2 separate regions of the Homo sapiens genome follow, and region 2 is linked to region 1. Evidence: read pairs that join two places in POLR2A ChIA-PET (ENCODE). Cell type or tissue: B cell. All regions are shown on one strand. Links, peaks and the distances in the headings refer to the core of each region. The heading gives the core; the rest is flanking DNA.

Region 1 (2,931 bases), core at 287-2,786:
GAAAACATCATGTAACTCTCGCTGATGCATAAGGAAGACCTGCAGAAACGCTGCAGACACAACCCCACGCGGGAGGCATGCACACGACACCCCTCCCACACCTACCTGGGATCCCCCAAGAACCCAGCACCCAGGGACACCTGACAGACGCCTGTGTAGGGTTACAAGATTGGTAGAACCTTATTCTTACTTTTAGTTAGAGCTGCTATTAATTGCACTTGACACAGAGGTGGGGCCTGAGTCTTGGCAGGCGGTCCACACGGGACAGGGTCATCAGGAGTGACCACCAAGCGGGCTGGGGCCCTGGCCCACTCGACATCTCCAGAAGGGTCTGACGACCACAATACCTGCAGGACAGGAGCTCCGCACTTCTGCAAAGCCAGAGTGGAGACAACACGCAAGTGTGAGGCCCGCAGAGAGGGGTGTTAACCCGAGACAAAAATGATCAATAGTTTTACTGGTGATTTTCTTCACCCTCCCCTCTCCCCATGACATCCCTTAAAGAGATCCTTTATTCACGGCAATTCTTTTTAAAAACATTAATATCAGACTTCAAAGATTTACAGTATTTTCATAGAAATCAATGAGATTTTATGCTTATTGAACCTAGTAATTCTCTTCACTTAAAAAATATTACTAGAGAGCCGAGGTCAGCGAGTTATGGCTCACCATGTGTTTTTGTAAAAAAAATAATAATAATAATAATCACACTCACCTGTTTACATAAAATCTATGACTACTTCTGTTCTACATGGGCAGAGCTGAACGATACAACAGGAACTGTACATCCAGAAAAGCCTAAAATACCACTAATCGGCCCAGTACAGAAAAAGCCTGTCAAGCCCTGCTCTGTGAGAGAATTCAGAGCCGATGGCCTCTGCCGGCCGCTGTGTGTGTGAGCTACACTCTGTCCTATGCTTCCAGGATGCGCCATCTACAGAGCAACCTCAGGAGAGCTGTGGGAACAGCTGCTCGGGCCATCTCCCGCGTGCTACGATCAGAGGAGAAAAGCTCCTCCAGAGAGCATCGGGAAAAGCACTTCAACTCTGCTCAGGTAAGGACCAGAAAAAAACAGGAACTAAAACATGCCAGCTGAAGAACTCCATGATGAACGTGGACACACACGTGTGCACAGAGCTGACCCCGAACACCACGGCTTGGCTGCACACGGCAAGTCACCCATCGATTTGTTTTCAACAAATACACTGAAAAACTTATTAGAGATTTGTGACCATTTGGAAAGAATTACAAACCATACAGCCCAGGAATACCGAAAAAAGTCAGAAAAAGTATGTCATGAATGTACAAAATATATGTAGATATTAGTCTATCATTTCCTACCATAAACTATACACAGATTATAAAAAATTAAACGCTTATAAATACTTACAGACTGTACATGGCATCGTTCAGCAGAGGGAAACGTAAACAAACGTAACGTCGCAGGCTCAAGCAGAAGTGTATACAACTCAGTGCGGGACATACCACACTGCACGCTGTAATGATCTCACAGCCACAGCCTGTGCTACCGCGGTGAGCTCAAGTGTGTCGGTATCCGCTTAAAACACCGTGTGACACTAATCGTCTCCGCGTGAGCAGCTGGTCTCTCCAGAAATTGTGTATCACAGTAAACAAATTATCTCAAGCCTTAAGCTAGTTGCGGTAGCATGGGCCTGGAGTCCCAGCTACTCAGAAGGCTGAGATAAATGGATCGTTTGAGCCCGGGAGTCCAAGACTGCAGGGCACTATGGTCATGCCTGTGACAAGCCGCTGCGCTCCCGCCCAGGCAACACAGCAAGACTCTATCTCTTTTTTTTTTTGGAGATGGAGTTTCACTCTTGTCGCCCGGGCTGGAGTGCAGTGGCACGATCTTGGCTCGCTGCAACCTCTGCCTCCCAGGCCCAAGCGATTCTCCTGTCTCAGCCTCCCGAGTGATTACAGGCGCCCGCCACCACGCCCAGTTAATTTTTAAATTTTTAGTAGAGACAGGGGTTTCACCATGTTGGCCAGGCTGGTCTCAAGCTCCTGACCTCAAGTGATCCGCCCAGCCTCAGCCTCCCAAAGTGCTGAGATTACAAGCATGAGCCACTGCACCCAGCCGACTCCGTCTCTTAAAAAAAAAAAAAAAAAAAAAGCCTCTTGCAGTTCTCAAGTCTTTTTCATTGTGTTTACTCAATACCATAAACCCTAAATGACACCACAGACCCACACAAAGTGCCACTAGCGATGCTGGCAGTGCTCCCAAGAAGCAGAGCTCCCAGGAGTTGTGACTTTAGGAAAAGCTAAACTTGCGTGACACGCCGCAGCCTGTGCTCTGCTGTGGATGCTTTTCAAAATCGATAAATCCAGCAGAAGGGCCATCACAAAAAAAGAACAGGACATCCGTGAAGCCATCACCGCAGCTACAGCAACAGGCTTGAAAATTTTTTTGTGAAATACCTTTTTATCTCACTGAAAACGCAGCTTTAAAATTAATTCCCAAACAGCACGGATATATGAAAATGTGTGGGTGCAGGATTGCTATAAGAAAGGCAAATACCAATAGACTCTAGTCTGATTCCAGAAAAGTGAAGCCATTATACAACAACTGAAAGTAAAAGGAAGGGGAAGCAGCTGGAGAAGTGGATGCCAGCAAAGGATGGTTTGACAGTTTTAGAACGTTTGGCTTTAACAATGTCAAGATAACAGGAGAAGCAGCTTCTGCCAACCAAGAGGTAGCAGATGAGGTCCCAGACACCATGAGGAATATCATCGAGGAAAAAGGACATGTGCCTGAACAGGGTTTTGTTTTTGTTTTTTTGAGTCAGACTCTTGTTCCGTCACCCAGGCTGGAGTGCAGTGGCATGATCTCAGCTCACTGCAACTTCCACCTGCTGGGTTCAAGCTATTCTCCTGCCTCAGCCTCCCAAGTAGCTGGGACCACAGGCGCCC
Region 2 (2,870 bases), core at 320-2,819, 330 kb after region 1:
AAGCTGCTATTATTCATTCCTGTCTTATGGGGGAGCTGCAGGCTCAGCGAGGGCAAAGCTGCACAGCAAACAGCAGCACTTGAACATGTCTGCCGGGTCTCAGCGCCAGGGATACAGCTGAGCCAGGACGTTCCCGGCCCCCACAGTGTGCAGGCTGCAGGTGTGGCCCCGATGCCAAGCCAGCAGGGGCTCCCACGCCAGGATTTGTTCAAGACACAGCTCATCTCCACCATTCTATGAAGCGGACTTTAAAATCCCATCTTCTAGACACCAACGCTGAGGCCGGAGCAGCCCAAGCTCCAAGGCACCGTGGCCAGCTGGGGTTCGTATCGAGGGCTGGGGCAGATGCTCCAGCTCTGCCCCACCCAGAGAGACACTTCTGTCTCCCTATGGGGTCCTTGGCGGGTAAACCAGCCCCTGCTCAGGGTGCAAGCACAGAGCATCCCACCGAGGTCCACAGCTACTGCTTTTAAGACTGTTTCCCTGAGAACAGCAACACTGCCCCCCAGCCAGCTCCTGGTAGCATCTAGGGTTGGGACCTCCCACCCCACCAGCCCTGCCACCTGCCTCCTCATGGCATCTCAAGGTGCCAGGGGTGCCTTTCTTGCAGAAGAGCCCTCCATCCTGATCTGCCCACACCGCCCTGGCAGATGCTGTCCACGCCCGGCAGCCTTCTGTGCACCTCAGAGCATGTGTGTGTCGCCATGCACAGAACGATGATTCCTGAGACCCTCGGGTGACTGCTCTGGGCTCAGGTCCCCAGTGATGACCTGGACCCCAGCCTCACCCCACCCTTCCCACCCACTGATGCCCTGCAGAGCTCTCCTGTCCAAGAGGGTGAAGCCCACACCTGCCTGGCCAGGCACAGCCCCAAGAGGACCCTGCTTCTATGCAGAGGGTCTCGGAGGCTGGCAGATGTTCAAGAGGTTGGGCCAGGCTTGGTTTGGGGCTGGGCTGTGGCTCGTCCCCCACATCCTCAGCGGCCTCTGCCATGGGCAGCAGGGGTGGTTGTGCTGCCTGGCCAGTGGGGTGGGGATTGAGGGAGCCACACGGCGAAGCACAGCAGTGAGCTCTTTATTTTAGGCTGGGTGGGGGCAGCATGTGACAGTCAAGAGGGCTGACCCTTGGGCTGCACGGACCTAGATAAGATGCCCAGGGTCCCGGAATGTTCACAGCCCACAGCCAAGGTGAGTAAGGGGCAGGGAATGTCCTGGGCTCAGAGCCCGAGACCCTGCAGGGGTGTCCCTGCCCATCAGCAAACAGCATACCCTGACACCAGCTGCACCCCAGGCCCCAGCCGGCCCTTGTTCCTGACCCAGACAAGAAACTAGTTCATGGGGCTACAACTCCCCTTCTAGGGGTCAGAGGGGAGAGAAACTGGACTGCCGTCTCCACTGCTGGCCGGCTCATGGCCCCCTCTTCCCTGATGCTCCCCAGGAGCTGCCCCAGCCAGATGTTCATCGCTGAGCCTGCACCCACCGAAGCCCAAAGCTTCCCTTCTTGGCCTCTCTGAGGCCTACACAGGAGAGCAGGGCCTGGTTCCTCCTGGAGCTGATTCAGCCCCATTCTGTCGGGGCAGAGGTGCCAACCCCAAGCTCCAGGGTCAGATGTGAGGTGAGGAAGGTGAAGAGCTGGAGAGCACACCACAGTGGACAAGCCCCCACCATGTGCAGAGCAGCGTGAGGCTCCAGGATGGTCCTCAGTAGATCCCATGGCTCCAGGTGTAGGAGAGACAGCCCTGGGAGGCGAGGCCAGGCCCTGCAGGGACCCTGGGCTCTAGCTGTACTACTTGGCCAGGCCTCCCCGGGGCAGCAGCTCCACGTAGCTCAGGGCACTCTGCAGTGATGTGAGGCAGTAGCCCTCCTCTCCGATCAGGTACCTGCATGGATGGCAGGGGCAGCCGGTGTCATCTGAACGAACAGAAGGATACCCCCGGCCCTCCAGAAGGTAGTGTCTGCCCTCCCAGTTCAGGACCTGGGTGCTGAGGGTGGGCAGGTGGGGCTGTCAGGGCGGCTGGGCTAGAGGAGGCCTTTCCCACCCACTATGTGCTCGTCCTTGGACGGTAGAGCCAGGGATGGCACTGGATCCTTATCCCCTCCCCAGGCAGATGCTGCTCAGGGGACAGCCCCCAGCTCCTGCTGTCTGGGAGAGGCTGAGCTAAGCGAAGGGCCACGGGACATGTGGCAGCAGGCACTCTGCACAGGTGGACCCACAGGGGCTGCCCGAAGGCATGGCTGTGACGGAGCCACACGCTACCCTCCCCAGCTGCTACTGACAACCACCGTTTAGGTTGAGGGATGAGGTCCCTGCTCTTCGCACAGAGACCCCCACCCTGACCCGCCAGGGTCTACCCCTCGTGGATGAACTCCTCCAGGGCCGCGCACTCCGACACCAGCTGAGGGAGGCCGCTCCTCAGCACCACGAAGGACAGGATGGGCAGCAGGTCATCGGCACCACTGTCGGGAGGGCATAGCGGCCTTGGGTTGGGGCCAGGAGCCTCTCACTCCGCAAACCCAGCAGCTGTGGAGCCATCCTGGCCGTGCTGGCCGCCATCTCTGTGCCCTTCTGCGCAGAGGCACCGGAAGGCAGCTGGGCATGGTGAGGCTGTCCCTAAAGGGAGCTCCCGTACTGCGGAGCCAGGGCTGGGCCCACACGGCCCTCCTGCTTCTACAGTGCAGCCAGCTGGCACAAGGCTAAGGGGCAGGAAGATAGTCCCTCCCGTGACCATTGCCTTTCTAGGGCCCTTCCTCCCTGGCCACACCTCGCCCTCCTGGGACTCACATGGCAGCTGCAGCGATGGGCGGGGGCCCGGCCTGGGGTGTGGCCTCTGGGGTGGGGCAGTAGTCTTCCGCACAGACACAGATGATCCG

What was found. Peaks named below come from ENCODE experiments on the same cell type or tissue, not always from the same donor. Only the 100,000 strongest peaks of a DNase experiment are listed, where the experiment ranks them.
Region 2: POLR2A ChIA-PET joins it to region 1 with 7 read pairs; 1 of 35 experiments calls an interaction of 5 or more read pairs at or near these places.

What each region holds. Positions count from the first base shown.
Region 1 is chr16:89,373,656-89,376,586 of GRCh38, forward strand. All of the region lies in intron 2 of ANKRD11 (ankyrin repeat domain containing 11), which reads right to left. The region is part of intron 1 of LOC128462377; the gene reads right to left. Among named protein-coding and RNA genes, the nearest start is that of ANKRD11, 120 kb to the right of the region's middle. RefSeq lists a silencer at 1,576-1,665 and an enhancer at 1,766-2,266. In B cell, for the core only: no CTCF peak of the experiment used is centred there; DNase peaks (open chromatin) are centred at 1,096 and 1,536; H3K4me3 peaks cover 1,132 bases; H3K27ac peaks cover 832 bases.
Region 2 is chr16:89,706,076-89,708,945 of GRCh38, forward strand. VPS9D1 (VPS9 domain containing 1) reads right to left here. Exons shown (of 15, transcript NM_004913.3): 13 at 2,782-2,870; 14 at 2,352-2,456; 15 at 1,059-1,879. The coding sequence ends at 1,786. Among named protein-coding and RNA genes, the nearest start is that of VPS9D1-AS1, 4.3 kb to the right of the region's middle. RefSeq lists enhancers at 155-334, 312-812. In B cell, for the core only: no CTCF peak of the experiment used is centred there; a DNase peak (open chromatin) is centred at 1,705.